2 separate regions of the Homo sapiens genome follow, and region 2 is linked to region 1. Evidence: read pairs that join two places in POLR2A ChIA-PET (ENCODE). Cell type or tissue: Panc1. All regions are shown on one strand. Each heading gives the region's core, and the rest is flanking DNA. Links, peaks and the distances in the headings are about the cores only. Region 1 overlaps TFDP2 (transcription factor Dp-2). Region 2 has its middle 51 kb from the start of ATP1B3.

Region 1 (8,330 bases), core at 152-8,151:
CCACTGCACCCGGCCTGCACAACCTTTAATCCGACTTTCAGGAGGTCTCTAGTTTTTGTTCTTAAAAATCATTTCCAAAAGCATTTATTGAAATAAAAGTATGTCATTCTTGTGTCCTTCCACTCCTTTTTTTTCTTTTTTTCTTTTTTTTTTTTTTTTTGAGATGGAGTCTCCCTCTTTTGCCCATGTGGGAGTGCAGTGGCACGAAATCGGCTCATTGCAGCCTCCACCTCCCAGGTTCAAGCTATTCTCTTGCCTCAGCCTCCCAAGTAGCTGGGATTACAGGTGCATCCCAGCCCCTTCTTCCACTCTTAGTCATGACTTATAAACTGAATTTTGGTAATACTTGAGGAAAGTGTTATTTAGCTGATCGTAAGATGGGCCAGAGTCTTTCATGCAGAAGAGCCACCACTGTTCTATTGTCAAAATGGCCTTGTCGCTACTCCAGTGACCTGTCACAAAAAGCAGACATGGCCAGGCACGGTGGCTCACTCCTGTAATCCCAGTACTTTGGGAGGCCGAGGTGGGCAGATCACTTGAGGTCAGGAGCTCGAGACCAGCCTGACTACCATGGCAAAAGAGTCTCTACTAAAAATACAAAAATTAGCCAGGTGTGTTGGCACATGCCTGTAGTCCTAGCTACTTGGGAGGCTGAGGCAGGAGAATTGCTTGAACCTGGGAGGCGGAGGCTGCAGTGAGCCAGGCACGGTGGCTTATGCCTGTAATCCCAGCACTTTGGGAGGCCGAGGAAGGCGGATCACGAGGTCAAGAGATCGAGACCATCCAGGCCAACATGGTGGAACCCCGTCTGTACTAAAAATACAAAAATTAGCTGGGTGTGGTGGTGCATGCCTGTAGTCTCAGCTACTCAGGAGGCTGAGGCAGGAGAATCTCTTGAACCTGGGAGGCGGGGGTTGCAGTGAGCTGGGATCTTGCCACTGCACTCCAGCCTGGCGACAGAGCCAGACTCCGTCTCAAAAAAAAAAAAAAAAAAAAAAAAAAAGCAGACAAAACCTAGATGTTTTAAAATTTTTAAAATAAATCCTGTAGATGTTTTAAAGTTTTAAAAATACATCATGCCCATAATTCCAGCACTCTGGGAGGCTGAAGCGGGAGGATCTCTGGAGGCCAGCATGGGCAACATAGTGAGACCCTGTCTCTACACAAAATAAAAAAACAAGCCAGGTGTGGTGGTGCACACCACGGCTACTGTGGAGACTGAGGTGGGAGGACCACTTGAGCCCAGGAATTCGAAGTTACAGTGAGCTGTGATGGTGTCACTGCATTCCAGCCTGTGACAGAGCAAGACCTTGTCTCTGCAAGGAAAAAAATCATCCTGTAAAATTACTTTTTGTTGTACTCAGACTGAGGAAAACCTTTGCTGGAGGTTTGAAAGCAAATCTATGATGTATTAGCAGAACCAGAAAGTCCTTCCTGTGGAGATGGGACCTTTTCGGTATTGTCATTTTTGGATTTTAGTGCACAAACTTCTCATGATTGAGTTTCGGCTTTTGAGAGCCATGACCAAGTGGTAGGTAGGGCATGAAAGAAGAAAACAAATCTCCTGACCTTAGCATAATGTGTCACAGTACTTTAGGCCCCTTAGCCAAGGCGGGAGATAAGAAGGCAATAAGGAAATGGTTGGATGAATCACTGTGCCCCAGTGGCAAAAATGTCCTGAAGCAATTTGGATGAAAGTGAGAAAGTGGATATGACAAATGCTGCTCTACACTAACCGGATTGGTTGTGCCCCCACCACCCACACCCTCCCCAACTACAGGACTTCCTTCACCACTGTGCATTTTCCACTGAGATGCTCTCCTGAAAGCAAGTTTCAGCAAGAGGCTGGAAAGGCCTCTCAGAGAGAAGGCTGAGCTGGCAGTGATCAGGGAGCCCCCGGGCATTTGGCAGCCGTCCACAGTAAGACCGGCAGATGGAGCCTTCATCTGGCAAGAAACTGGGGAAGCTGGCGGTGTCGTCAGGTGCAAGCTTCAGTGAGAAGTGCCAGCACTCTGAGAAGATGCACAGAAATACAGAAGCAGCTCCCGTAGGAGAAGGAATGGAGGCCGCACGCGGTAGCTCACGCCTGTAATCCCAGCACTTTGAGAGGCTGAGGTGGGTGGATTACTTAAGGTCAGGAGTTTGAGACCAGCCTGACCAACATGGTGAAAACCCGTCTCTACTAAAAATACAAAATATTATCCAGGCGTGGTGGTATGTGACTGTAGTCCGAGCTACTCGAGAGGCTGAGGCAAGAGAATCACTTGAACTCAGGAGGTGGAGGTTGCAGTGAGCCAAGATGGTGCCATTGCACCTCCTGCCTGGGCAATAGAGCAAGACTCTGTCTCAAAAAAAAAGGAATGGAGAAAACATAGCCATAGCTCTGGGAGTAGGAACAGAAGCAAGCAAGCTGACTGCCAGTCGGGTTCTTTCTTCTGGAAAAGGCTCTGGGTTGAAGCTGTCTTCTCTCTGAGGCTCAAGAAGCTGGGCATGGAATTAACTCCGTCAACCAAAAATACAGTTCTAAGTCCCACCCCCCAACCATCTGAATGGACTTTCTCCTTGGCCAGGGCGCTCTTAAAATGTAACCTCAGAGACCGGTTCCGGCCAGGAACGGGAAGTGCCTCATTATACCCGCTGGCATTAACATCAACACAGACCTTACTGATAAGAATCATTTACCATCTATTCTCTGAAGCCTGCGACCTTTTCTCTCCATAATCCCTTATCTTAACCCAGACATTTCCTTTCTATTGATTCCAGGTTTTTAGATAAACTCAACCAATTGTCAACAAGAAAATTTGTAAATCTACCTATAAGCCGGAAGCGCCCCCCACCTTCGAGTTGTCCCACCTTTCTGGACCGAACCAACGTATTTTTTAAACATACTTGATTGAAGTCTCATGTCTCCCTAAAATGTATAAAACCAAGCTGCACCCTGACCACCTTGCACACATGTTCTTGGACCTCCTGAGGGCTGTGTCAGGGGCCATGGTCACTCATATTTGGCTCGGAATAAATCTCTTTAAATATTTTTGAAAATAGTTTGTCTCTTCGTAGACAATTCTGTGGGCTTGCAGGTATCGCCCCTGGTCAGCGGTGTATTCAGTCGCTGTGCCATCCCCCATGTGGCTACAAGAACAAAAGCACCTTCTTAAGCCCAAGAGATACAGTGGTTACTCCCATGAGTCCTTGGACACCTTCACCAAACGGCACTAGTAAGTGGCTCCTCTAGGCCGGGAGGAACGGAGAAGGCACAATACCAGCTTGGCTCACTACTCCAGGAGACCCCTGGGGTAAGGGGCTTGAGCACAGGCTCACCACTTCCCCACCACCGCCACCCTTATTTGGTCTGTGAAACTCCAGGGGGAGTCTTTATGGGAAGATGCATTCCTTCCAATATGTCATCGAGTGCTTACTTAGCCATCTCCTTTTCAAGACCTGGGTCTACTTGCTGGCCCCTGAACTGCTCCACACCCTTCTGTGCCTTCTGATTGTCCACGTGCTCAACTTGTTGGAACATAGGAGATAAGCTATCTAGGGTTCCGGCCTCTCCCTGAGACAGGTAGAGACTGCGTGATCAGGTGCTGAGGGGCTGCTATGTTCCGGAGGTCAGGTGACATTCCACCTGAGGCCTGGGGACATGGCATTCTATATTGACTGCTGTCGCTGTTCTCGCTGATGCTGGTTTGGTGTAAGAGATGATAAGAAAGCATCTTCCCTACGAATTGCAGGGAAGCAATTCTGGGCCTAGCCTCCCAAAGTGCTAAGATTACAGGGGTAAGCCACGGCACCTGGCCACCCTTCTTCTTTTTTTTTTTTTTCAGACAGAGTCTTGCTCTGTCACCCAGGCTGGAGTGCAGTGGCACTATCTCGGCTAGCTGCAAGCTCCGCCTCCTGGGTTCATGCCATTCTCCTGCCTCAGCCTCCCGAGTAGCTGGGACCACAGGAGCCCGCCACCATGCCCGGCTAATTTTTTTTTTTTTTTTTTGAGACGGAGTCTCGCTCTGTCACCCAGGCTGGAGTGCAGTGGGGCAATCTCCACCTCCCAGGTTCACACCATTCTCCTGCCTCAGCCTCCCAAGTAGCTGGGACTACAGGCGCCCGTCACCACACCTGGCTAATTTTTTTGTATTTTTAGTAGAGACGGGGTTTCACCGTGTTAGCCAGGATGGTCTTGATCTCCTGACCTCGTGATCCGCCCGCCTCGGCCTCCCAAAGTGCTGGGATTACAGGCGTGAGCCACTGCGCCTGGCCTATTTTTTGTATTTTTAGTGGAAACAGGGTTTCACCATGTTAGCCAGGATGGTCTCGATCTCCTGACCTTGTGATCCGCCCACCTCGGCCTCCCAGTGTTGGGATTACAGGTGTGAGCCACCGCGCCCGGCCCTGGCCACCCTTCTGAGGGCAATTCATGAAGAGGAACTCAGATGTTGAAAGAGGGTCTCAGTCCTTACTCTCTGGCAGAGCCCCAGAGTACCCACTACCCTCACCCGAACAGCCCACCATTATTTTATTGTTCATTTTTCTTTTTTTTTGAGATGGAGTTTCGCTCTTGTTGCCCAGGCTGGAGTGCGATGGCGCGATCTTGGCTCACTGTAGCCTCTGCCTCCTGAGTTCAAGCAATTCTCCTGCCTCAGCCTCCCGAGTAGCTGGGATTACAGGCGACCGCCACCACACCTGGCTAATTTTTTGTATTTTTAGTAGAGACTGGGTTTCACCATGTTGGCCAAGCTGGGCTCGAACTCCGGGCCTCAAGTGATCCGACCACCTCAGCCTCCCAAAGTGCTGGGATTATAGGTATGAGCCATTGCACCCGGCCTATTGTTCTTTTTTATTTTAATCCCAGCAGTTTGGGAGGCTGAGGTGGGAGGATCACTTGATGCTAGGAGTTGGAGACCATCCTGGTCAACATGGTGAAACACCATCTCTATTAAAAATACAAAAATAGGCCGGGCGCGGTGCTGCACGCTTGTAATCCCAGCACTTTGGGAGGCCGAGGCGGGTGGATCACGAGGTCAGGAGATCGAGACCACGGTGAAACCCCGTCTCTACTAAAAATAAAAAAAAATTAGCCGGGCGTGGTGGCGGGCGCCTGTAGTCCCAGCTACTCGGAGAGGCTGAGGCAGGAGAATGGCGTGAACCCGGGAGGCGGAGCTTGCAGTGAGCCGAGACTGCGCCACTGCACTCCAGCCTGGGTGACAGAGCGAGACTCCGTCTCAAAAAAAAAAAAAAAAAATACAAAAATAAGCCGGGTGTGGTGGCACGTGCCTGTAATCCCAGGTACTCCAGAGGCTGAGGCAGGAGAATCCCTTGAATCTGGGAGGTGGGGGTTGCAGTGAGCCAAGATTGCACCACTGCACTCTAGCCTGGGCAACAGAGACTCCATCTCACAAACAAAAACAAAAAAAAGGCTTTTTTTTTTTTTTTTGAGATGGAGTCTCACTCTGTTGCCCAGGCTGGACTGCAGTGGTGTGATCTCAGCTCACTGCAACTTCCGCCTCCCAGGTTCAAGCGATTCTCCTGCGCCAAGTTGCTGGGATTACAGGCGCATGCCACCACACCCAGCTCATTTTTGTAGTTTTAGTGGTGACGGGATCTCACCATGTTGGCCAGGCTAGTCTTGAACTCCTGACCTCAAATGATACGACCACCTTGGCCTCCCAAAGTGCTGGGGTTATAGGCGTGAGCCACTGCGCATGGCCTAACACCTCCTTTTTTAACTAAAAATATCCTGACCCACTAGTAATGAGACTAACATTATTTTAAAGTGTTTATTTTTTTCTATAATACATTTCATTCAAATCATAAAAGTCTGATACATTTTTTTCTCAAGAACAACTTACACTCATTTGAGATGCTTTTTCTTTCCTTTAATCTTATAGGATGGACAAAGATACACTTTAATGGACAAAAAACACCAGAGTTCATTACAAATACAGCTTCCCAGGCCCCACCTCCAGCACTTCTGACTGAGCGTCTGGGACGCATCCTAGGATCGCAAAACTGTAAAATTCCCCCAGTCAACTCCACGGCAGGCAGGCCTGGAACCACCCTTAGTGGAACACTGCTTAGGACTTGTCTGTTATCTACCAGAAGCAATTTCAGAAAATCAGGAGTAATTACGTATACAGAAATAGCTCTTCTATAAAATTTCCATATAAAAATAATGGCATTTATTTACAAAGTCTGAGATACTACAAAATAATATATCATATTAGGTTGTGTACTTCAATCTAATAAAGGAAAGTCTACATTGGGCAAGTCAGATGTGGTGGTTGCATTTTCCTCTTATCTCTCTTGTTTAAATTGCTTAAAGCATGTGGCACCACGATGTATCCTTCATGCAGAAAAAAGGAGAACTATATTTTCTGGAAATAAAACCCAATAGCACATAGTCAGAGTAAAGCATTTTCAGATGAAAAGGTGAACAACCTAGTGGTTTGGGCTCATGGCCCTTTACCCACCTTTTTTTTTTGAGATGGAATTTCGCTCTTGTTGCCCAGGCTGGAGTGCAAATGGCACGATCTCAGCTCATTGCAACTTTTGCCTCCTGGGTTCAAGAGATTCTCCTGCCTCAGCCTCCCGAGTAGCTGGGATTACAGGCATGCGCCACCACACCCGGCTAATTTTATATTTTTAGTAGAGACAGGGTTTCTCCATGTTGGTCAGGCTGGTTTCGAACTCCCGACCTCAGGTGATCCGCCCGCCTCGGCCTCCCAAAGTGCTGGGATCACAGGCGTGAGCCACTGTGCCTGGCATACCCACCTCTTTTGTCCAAAACTCAAGAGTGATGGTGGTGAACCAAGTGCGTGAAGGAACTCAGTACTGAAACGTGATCCCCGGAGTGCAGCCACCTGGGCAGCCAGTGCATATGGTTAGTGGGTGGTTCCATTTTTCAGGACACTGAGAGGTTGAACCTGCCATGGAACTACTGGGAAAACTAGAACTGCAACAAGCCCAGAGGAGCTATTCAGGAGAAAAGTAGCCCCATTGTCAGTGACGTTTTAGTATGAAAATCCTGGCCCCAGTGTGAACAAGCACAATCGCCAGGCCATGTGACATGAAGCTCGGCCATGGTGAAGTATGGTAAGTGACAAATGGCATGCATTGAAGCACGACAAGGGATGAGTTTTTAAATCCAAACGTGATCTGGGGAATTTTCCGTTATGATTCGACAGACATGGGCAGCACCAGCTGGTGTGGTGTGGAAGGACCAGTTGGTCACTGAACTTCTTGGGCCCCTGCCAATGGCCAGCATGGGGAGCCCTTGTCTGTGGAGGTCTCAGCCCGGGGTTTTCTGACTTGAGAGAGGCCTAAACCTGACACCACAGCCTCATGCTGGGGCTCGGGAAAGGAGTCCCACTTCTACCCCTCAGCTGTTTGGCACTTGGTGACACAGGACTGATGCTAATCCAAAACCCATCTGGGAGGACTGTGGTGACAGCGTGGCCCTCACGGAGGGAAGAAGCTCTGGGTTTTGGTGCAGGCTCTGCCACAGACAGGCTGAGGGATGGGAGGCAAGTCAAGCTCTTGCTTGTTTCCCATCTCTAAATGAGCAGGGTGGGAGCGATGTTATCCCCGATCCTGAGACCTGCGGCGAAGGGGCGAGGCCTGACCCTGAGCATCAGCTACGTTGGCCTCCAATGCAGCTATAAGCAGTGAAGACCAAAGTCTAACCTGCTGAAACAGCAAGGGGCAAGACAGCATTGACTTCAACAGGCCTTTTTTGTAAAGCAAAAGGTAAGATGACAAGATCCGGTCTTGTCTGAGAACAGCTGCACAGAATACACATTATAAATGAGCACTTTCTCCTATCTCAGCACCCTGGTGAATGGGTGTCAGAGAAGTTTCTGGACCTGTCAGGGACTCCCAGGGCTTAGCCAGAGGGTCAAAGTGTTGTGCCCACTCACTTTTTCTTCTTTAGCATACTGTGGAGTGAGACATGTGGGAAAATCGGATCCCAGAGATTACCTAAGCATCACTTCTCAGAGACGTTTTGGTTAAGGGACTACTTCCTGAGAAACGTTATAATTTATGTGGGTATTGAGCTTGAATTTTTTTTAATCATAAAATCTTAGGCTGGGCGTGGTGGCTCAAGCCTGTAATCCCAGCACTTTGGGAGGCCGAGGCAGGCAGATCACATGGTTAGAAGTTCAAGACCAGTGTGGTCAACATGGTGAAACCCTGTCTCTACTAAAAATACAAAAATTAGCCAGGCGTGGTGGCACATGTCTGTAATCCCAACTACTTGGGAGGCTGAGGCAGAAGAATCGCTTGAACCCGGGAGGCAGAGGTTGCAGTGGCTGAGATCATGCCACTGCACTCCA
Region 2 (8,330 bases), core at 213-8,212, 120 kb before region 1:
AAGGCACCCCTCCCAAGGAAATCTCAACTGCACAACCCCTACTATGCCCCAGTTCAGCAGGAAGCAGTTAGAGCCATCATCGGCCAACCTCCCCAACAGCACTTGGGTTTTCCTGTTGAGATGGGGGACTGACAGACAGGACTAGCTGGATTTCCTAGGCCGACTAAGAATCCCTAAGCCTAGCTGGGAAGGTGACCACTTCCACCTTTAAACACAGGGCTTGCAACTTAGCTCACACCTGGCCAATCAGATAGTAGAGAGAGCTCACTAAAATGCTAATTAGACAAAAAACAGGAGGTAAAGAAATAGCCAATCATCTATTGCCTGAGAGCACAGCGGGATATAAACCCAGGCATTCGAGCCGGCAATGGCTACCCTCTTTGGGTCCCCTCCCTTTGTATGGGAGCTCTGTCTTCACTATTAAACCTTGCAACTGCAAAAAAAAAAAAAAAACCTGAAACTGGGTAATTTATAAAGAAAAGAGGTTTAATTGGCTCACTGTTCCACAAGCTATACAGGAAGCATGGCTGAGGCCTCAGGAAACTTACAATCATGGCTAAAGGCAAAGGGGAAGCAGTCACGTCTTACATGGCTGCTGAAGGAGGAAGAGGGAGACAAATGCCACACACTTTTAAACAACTGGATCTCGTGAGAACTCACTCACTGTCATGAGAACAGCAAGGGGGAAAGATACCCCCATGATCCAATCATCTCCCACCAGGCCCCTCCTCCAACATTGGGGATTACAATTCCACATGAGATTTGGTGGAGACACAGACCCAAACCATAGCAGTAGTCAATAATTATAAAAATAGTAAATAAAAATAACCAAGTGTGTCTTGAGATCTAATTATACACAGTGTGGCATTGGGGACAACATAGAGAAAAGACAGCCATGTAAGAAAGGTAATGTGGTGTGGAATACAGAATGTAGGCTCCTGTTAGTGTTAATATTCACATTCTAAATCAGGAAATGGAAGCTCATAGAGATTTTGTACCTCAAGTCCCACAGCTTCACAGGGTTGTTGTGAAGACCAGAAATCAGGTATATGAAGCCAGTAGTGCATGACTTGCACACAGGAGGGGCATAATCTGTTGAAGACTGTGGCCAGTAACAGTGGATTGAGAGGGAATGATCAGGGGACAAAACCACTAAGGCCTGAACCAGGACGCCGTAATGAAAAGTTTTAGAGGAAGTAAGAGAAGAAAGAGATCTGGGTCCCTGGAAGTAGTTGAGAAGGAAAATTTTCATACACAGTGAAAGAAAAATCTAAGTAGAATGAGTGGGGAAGTTAGGGTCCAAGGCTGCTCCTAGGCCTCTCTGTCATATGTGGGCTCCCATCTGGATCGAGTCAGAGTGCAGGAGGCTTACCATGACATGGGCAGGTGAGGGGCAGGCCTGACCCAGGAGGTTAAATGTTCGAGGGGTGGAGAAATGCAAGGGATAGGTGCAGGGTGTTGTTGGGCTGGGGGGTTAAGGAAAGATTTAAATCAGATGCAGCCAGTTGCCTCATCAAAGGAAGGATGTAATTTTTGAAAAGACAAGATGCTGGGCCAGGCATGGTGGCTCATGCCTGTAATCCCAGCACTTTGGGAGGCCAAGGCGGGTGGATCACAAGGTCAGGAGTTCAAGACCAGCCTGGCCAAGATGGTGAAACCCCATCTCTACTAAAAATACAAAAAAATTAGCCGGGTGTGGTGGTGGGCGCCTGTAATCCCAGCTACTTGGTAGGCTGAGGCAGAGAATTGCTTGAACCCAGGAGGCAGAGGTTGCAGTGAGCCAAGATGGCACCACTGCACTACAGCCTGGGTGACAAGAGAGAGACTCTATCTAAAAAAAAAAAAAAAAAAAAAAGAAAGAAAGAAAGAAAAGACATGATGCTTGCTTATTTTTTAAAAGTTAAAATGACCTTATGTTTTAATAGAAAATCTCATTAAACATAATGAAATGTCAGGGGAAACAAAGATATATGTGAGTTAAATATTTAGACAAAGAAGAACCAGGGAGAAGTCATTTTTATTCTTCCAGTTTATCAGGGATTATTTTGAATGTTTGTTTCTCAAAGGAGGAGATGGAGTTAATAAACTGCGGGAAGGGGCTGAGAACAGCTGTGCAAGGCAGAAGATATGAATGATGTTTTTATAGGAAATAGTATGAAGTTATTAATTTTACCTTTGCAAGCCACAAAGGGTTGAAAATTGTTCTCAATTTTTTATTTTTATTTTTAATTTTGGTAGATATGTTGCCCAGGCAGGTCTTTTGAACTCCTGGCCTCAAGTGATCCTTTCGCCTCAGCCTCCCAAAGTGCTGGGATTACAGGTGTGAGACACTGTACCCAGCCTCAATTTTTTGTTTTAAATATAATTTTTTTTTTTTTTTTTTTTTTTTTTTTTTTTTTTTTGGAGACAGAGCTTTGCTCTTGTTGCCCAGGCTGGAGTGCAATGGTGCAATCTCGGCTCACTGCAACCTCCACCTCCCGAGTTCAAGTGATTCTCCTGCCTCAACCTCCCAAGTAGCTGAGATTACAGGAGCCTGCCACCACACTGGCTAATTTTTTGTGTTTTTAGTAGAGATGGGGTTTCACCATGTTGGCCAGGCTGGTCTAGAACTTCTGACCTCCCATGACCCACCCGCCTTGGCCTCCCAAAATGCTGGGATTACAGGCGTGAGCCACCATGCATGGCCTGAATATAAATTTTAACATGTTTCTCATTTAGGTAATCAGGCATAAATGTGAAATAATTCAACAATTTTTGCTTCTTAGAAATTGCGAGGCATATCTTTTGAAATCATTAAAGTCTACCAGACGGACCAGGTTTGGCGGTGCACGCCTGTAATCCCAGCACCTTGGAAGGCCAAGGCAAGAGGATCACTTGAGCCCAGGAGCTCAAGATCAGCCTGGGCAAAACCCTGTCTCTGAAAACAATACAAAAATTAACCAAGCGTGCTGGCGTATGCCTATAGTCCCAACTACTTGGGAGGCTGAGGCAGGAGGATTGATTGAGCCCAGGAGGCTGCAGTGAGCCATGATCACACCACTGGCACTCCAGCGTGGGTAAACAGAGCAAGACCTTGTCTCAAAAGTAAATAAATAAATTAATTGAAGTCTACTAGATCAATTTCTAAATATCACTATACTGCATGTATCATTAGGGCAGTTTAATAAGACAATTTAAATAAATTGTTCAGACAGTAAAATATGATGAAAACTAATGAACACAAATAATCCTTGCTTCTTAAATTGTTTTTCTTGGCAGTTATAAATTTTTTTTTTTTTTTTGAGACGGAGACTTGCTCTGTCACCCAGGCTGGAGTGCGATAGTGCCATCTCAGCTCACTGCAACCTCTGCCTCCCGGATTCAAGTGATTCTCCTGCCTCAGCTCCCGAGTAGCTGGGACTACAGGCATGCACCACCACGCCTAGCTAATTTTTGTATTTTTAGTAGAGATGGGGTTTCACCATGTTGGCCAGGCTGGTCTCAAACTTCTGACCTCAAGTGATTTGCCCACCGGGGTCTCCCAAAGTGCTGGGATTACAGGCATGAGCCACTGCGCCCAGCCATAAATCTTAAAAGGGAAAAAATGATACAAAGTACATAAGGAAAAAAGATAAGCACAAGTATTTTTTTACCTGGAAGACTGACCATATTAGCTATTTAGATTATTAAAAAATAAATTGGCTGGCATGGTGGTTTGCACCTGTAACCATAGCACTTTGGGAAGCCAAGGCAGGTAGATCATGAGCTCCGGAGTTCGAGACCAGCCTGGCCAACAAGGTGAAACCCCGTCTCTACTAAAAATACAAAAAAAAAAAAAAAAAAAAAGCCAGACATGGTGGTGGGCACCTGTAATTCCAACTACTCAGGAGACTGAGGCAGGAGAATCACTTGAATCTGGGAGGCGAGGTTGCAGTGAGCCAAGATCATGCCATTGCACTCCAGCCTGGGCAATACAGCAAGACTCTGTCTCAAAAAATAAACAAATAAAAATAAAAATAAAAGAGACCCTGAATTTTCTTGAGTCATCTGGGAAAAATCATTGCAGTTATTCAGACTTATTTGTTCTTTCTTTCTGTCTTTTTTTTTTTTTTTTTTTTTTTGAGACGGAGTCTCACTCTGTCGCCCAGGCTGGAGTGCAGTGGCATGATCTCAGCTTGCTGCAACCTCCACCTCCCGGGTTCAAGCAATTCTCCTGCCTCAGCCTCCTGAGTAGTTGGGATTACTGGCGCCCACCACCACGCCCAGGGAATTTTTGTATTTTTAGTACAGATGTGGTTTCACCATGTTGGTCAGACTGGTCTCAAACTTTTGACCTTGTGATCCACCCACCTCAGCCTCCCAAAGTGCTGGGATTACAGGCATTCTGAGCCACCACGCCTGGCCTGTTATGTCAATAAATATTGGCGTCTGCCATGTGCCAGGCTCCATGATAGTTCTGAGACATATGCTAGGTTTTGTCTCTTTAGGATTTTTAGATTGCAAACTGTTTTTAATCCCCCTGTGTATCAGTAAATCTTTACATCTCTCTGAGTGAAGATGAATTTTGTACTTTCCATTTTTTTCCCATGTTTTCTGCACTGAGCATTTATTTTTTTTTTTAATTAGGAAAAAACATATTATTTAAAGCCAGGCAAGACCCATCATCATTGGAGGGGGTGTGTGACACATGCACAAGCTGGCTCTGGCAATAACCACCCCCCAGAGAACACGCCCCTTCTCCCCAGAGGGCATCAGCTTGAGTACAGGAGTAAGGCCGTGACTCTGGGCCCAAGCCAGCAGCCTTTCTGGACAGAGCCAGCAGCTAGTGCCTGAGATTGGGCCAGGTCAATGGTTCCACAATCTAGACCATTAACTGTCTGTTCAGGGGTGGAGTTTTTACCAAAACTCAGAGAAATTAAAGAAAGAATAATGCAGCAAGATTTCATATGCTATTTCATATGCTATTCACTTTAAAATATGAGTAGTTAAAATGTGTTCTTTCATGAGGTAGTTATATTTGACAAAAGTAAACACTAGAGACCCTATAACTATCCTCAAAATTTTATTTTGAAATTTTACCCATAAGATCTTAAAATCTAGGAATCCCTGAGCTGGATGACCTTGAATGACCTTCCAATTGTAGGGAAACATTTGTGTTTCAATGGAAAACCATGCATTGTCTAGAGAAGGCTCTACAACTTTCTCTGTAAAAGACCAGATAGTGGCTGGGCTCGGTGGCTCACGCCTGTAATCCCAGCACTTTGGGAGGCCGAGACGGGCAGATCACAAGGTCAGGAGATCGAGACCATCCTGGCTAACACAATGAAACCCCGTCTCTACTAAAAATACCAAAAAAAAAAAAAAAAAATTAGCCGGGCGTGGTGGCAGGCGCCTGTAGTCCCAGCTACTCAGGAGGCTGAGGCAGGAGAACGGGCTGAACCCGGGAGGCGGAGCTTGCCGTGAGCCGAGATCGCGCCACTGCACTCCAGCCTGGGCGACAGAGCGAGACTCCATCTCAAAAAAAAAAAAAAAAAAAAGACCAGGTAGTAAACATTTTAGACTTTGCGGATGCATCTTCTTAACTCTGTCTTTGTCTTGTGAAAGCAGCCATATATAAGTGTTATAATAAAACTTTATTGGCTGGGCACAGTGGCTCACACCTGTAATCCCAACACTTTTGGAGGCTGAGGCGGGTGTATGCTTTGAGCCCAGGAGTTTCAGAGACCAGCCTGGGCAACATGGTGAAACCCTGTCTCTACCAAAAATACAAACTTTAGCTAGGTGTGGGCACGGTGGCACATGCCTATAGTCTCAGCTATTCCAACCTGGGCGACACAGTGAAACCCTGCCTCAAAAAAAGAAAACAAACTTTATTTACAAAAACAGGCAGTAGGGCTAGATTTGACCACAAGCAGTTTGCTGATTCTAGTCATAAATTAACTCTTATTATTAAACTGACTGGGTTAGCTGATTGTGTATGTGTGTGTGTGTGTGTGTGGTCACTTCTTTATTTCTGATACAAATGTACATGACACATGTCTTGACAGTCAGCCCACCCAGCACCACACAGGTAGGGCATGGCTCCCGGGGAAGAGGCAGGGTGGGAAGAGAGCTGGTGGGTGCTGCCGTCTGCCTCTCCAGCCTTCCCAGTCTGCAGCCAGGTTCCCAGGCCTCCAGAAGGTGGGACCACAGCAGGTGCAGGTAGTGATGGTGGGTGCTGGCCTCCCAGGGGTTATGGGGAGGGGACTCAGCTCCACAGCCACCAGCTGAGTCGGGGACCCCGGGGGAGCCAGCCCCAGGCTCAGGTGCTCAGTCCTCCACCCTGGCCAGCACACATTCCCCCTCCACATGGGAGCGGGAGGAGAGATGGAGGGAAGCGGTTTTCAATTTAAGTTCATAGAGAAGGGACATGAGCAGGGGAGGGATCAGGGAGGGAGCAGACAGGATCAAAGCTAGTTACCCGGGCAGTCCCTGGTTGCAGGTGGGGAAGGGAAGCTAACTAACCCCCACGCTGGTCCCCTCACCCCTCAAAACTGCAGATGGACCAGGCCTCCGGAACGGCACTGCCGCCCGCACATTCAGCTGGCACTCAGGGACACTTAGTTACCACAAAGTTAAAATTAAGGGGTGGGGAAGAAGAAAGCAAAAGAAAAAAGACGTTCCAGTGTTTGCTGCTGGGGACCCCACCACACAGGTTGGGCCTGTGTCCTAGGCAGGGGCCCTTTGGCATTAAAGGAGAGCAGCAAGGGGCTTGTGGCTACAGGGCGAGGACATCCACGGAGACTATGAAAAAAGGAGGGGATGCCCCTGCTCAGCCCCTGATAGGGTTGAACTGGCTCATGGGGTTGGGGCACGTGTAGGGAGAGCTGCCCCACTTGGAGTGTCCCCACCCGCCCCTTTGCTGAGGGTGCCCAAGAGGGCGAGGGGCTGGGAGTGATGCCTTGCAGGCCCCTGCTCACTAGGAGGGAGGAGAGGGGGACGTGTATGGAATATGGGGGACAGAAACTCCTGCCACCCCACCTCCCCATCTTTCGGGCTTGACGGGGGTGGGCACCAGGGCACTTGGCTGCCAGGGGGTGGGTTATCTGATTCTAAGGGAGCTATTCTACGACTCCATAAATTATAGGTAACTAATGGGAACTTAAAATGATTCTCATCTATAGACATGCAAATGACCCCTTCACCTCTGTCTTAGTGTGTTTGGGTTACCATAATAAAGTGCCACACACTGAGTGGCTTAAACACCCGAAATTTATCTTTTCACTGTTCTAGAGGCTTGAAGTCTGAGATCAAGGTGCTGTCTAGGTTGATTTCCTCCAAGGCCTCACTCTTTGGCTTGTAGATGGCTGTCCTCTCTGTGTCTTCTCATGGTCTTCCCACTGTATGTGTCAAACTCAAACTTTTCTTATAAAGGAACCAGTGATACCGGATCAGGACCCACCCTAATGACCTACACATTTTGAAGTACTGGCTGTTAGGACTTCAACATATGAATTTTGGGTAACACAATTCAGCCCATGACACCTCCAAGCCAGTTTTGTATCCATTTGCTCATTCATTTCAACATTCCTTTACTCCATATAAATTTGTGCTTTATTTTTTTTTACTTATCTGAACTTATTGTAACATCTTACCAGTTTCCTCATTACAGAGTTAAATAAAATCTTTAACATGTATTCATTTTTATTTCTGTATGACAATCATGATTTTACCATTTTTTTTTCTTTGAGGTTATCCATTAATATAACCCAGAATGTCACAATGAGATAAAAGAACCTGAAGCTTATTTTAGAAATTCTGGTTCCAGAAGCAAAAGTTCTCTGCAAGAGCCCTCTCTCCTTTTGTTCTCTTATGAAACACATATCAGACAGAAGAACCCCTAAACAGAGGGCTGCCTGGGGTGGTGGCAACCCCAGAAGGCAGCTAGCATTTCCTTGGGAGTTTGGTTAAGGGGCATGGGGCCAGCTGACTATTGTGTAATTTTAAACCAGTTCACCCCGCCCTGCCTCTCCCATCTGCATTGCACTGCCAGCTGTCATGTCCATTCCTGCTACCAGGAGAAGCTGTTGGAGAGGGAGGGAGGAGAAAGCCAGGAGCCAAAACAACCAGGGAAAGCTTCAGCGGTTCACCTGCTAGTTGTGCAGAGTGCTGAGCCTCAGGGGCCATCAGTGCAAATGTGCATTCCAGAGGCACACCCAAAGCAGGCACCACTTTAGAGTCCCTGTACTAACAACTCCCCTCCGAGGGTTGCCAGATAAAATGCAGGATATCCAGTCAAGTCTGAATTGCAAATAAGCAAAGAAAAATTGTTTTCTTGTATAAGTATGTCCCAAATATTTCATGAGACATAC

Evidence for each region. Peaks named below come from ENCODE experiments on the same cell type or tissue, not always from the same donor. Only the 100,000 strongest peaks of a DNase experiment are listed, where the experiment ranks them.
Region 2: POLR2A ChIA-PET joins it to region 1 with 12 read pairs; 3 of 35 experiments call an interaction of 5 or more read pairs at or near these places.

The regions. Positions count from the first base shown.
Region 1 is chr3:141,938,668-141,946,997 of GRCh38, forward strand. TFDP2 (transcription factor Dp-2) reads right to left here. Exons shown (of 13, transcript NM_001178139.2): 13 at 5,761-8,330. Among named protein-coding and RNA genes, the nearest start is that of ATP1B3, 66 kb to the left of the region's middle. In Panc1, for the core only: no CTCF peak of the experiment used is centred there; a DNase peak (open chromatin) is centred at 1,724; H3K4me3 peaks cover 848 bases; H3K27ac peaks cover 2,573 bases.
Region 2 is chr3:141,821,076-141,829,405 of GRCh38, forward strand. No RefSeq gene overlaps it. Among named protein-coding and RNA genes, the nearest start is that of ATP1B3, 51 kb to the right of the region's middle. In Panc1, for the core only: no CTCF peak of the experiment used is centred there; no DNase peak of the experiment used is centred there.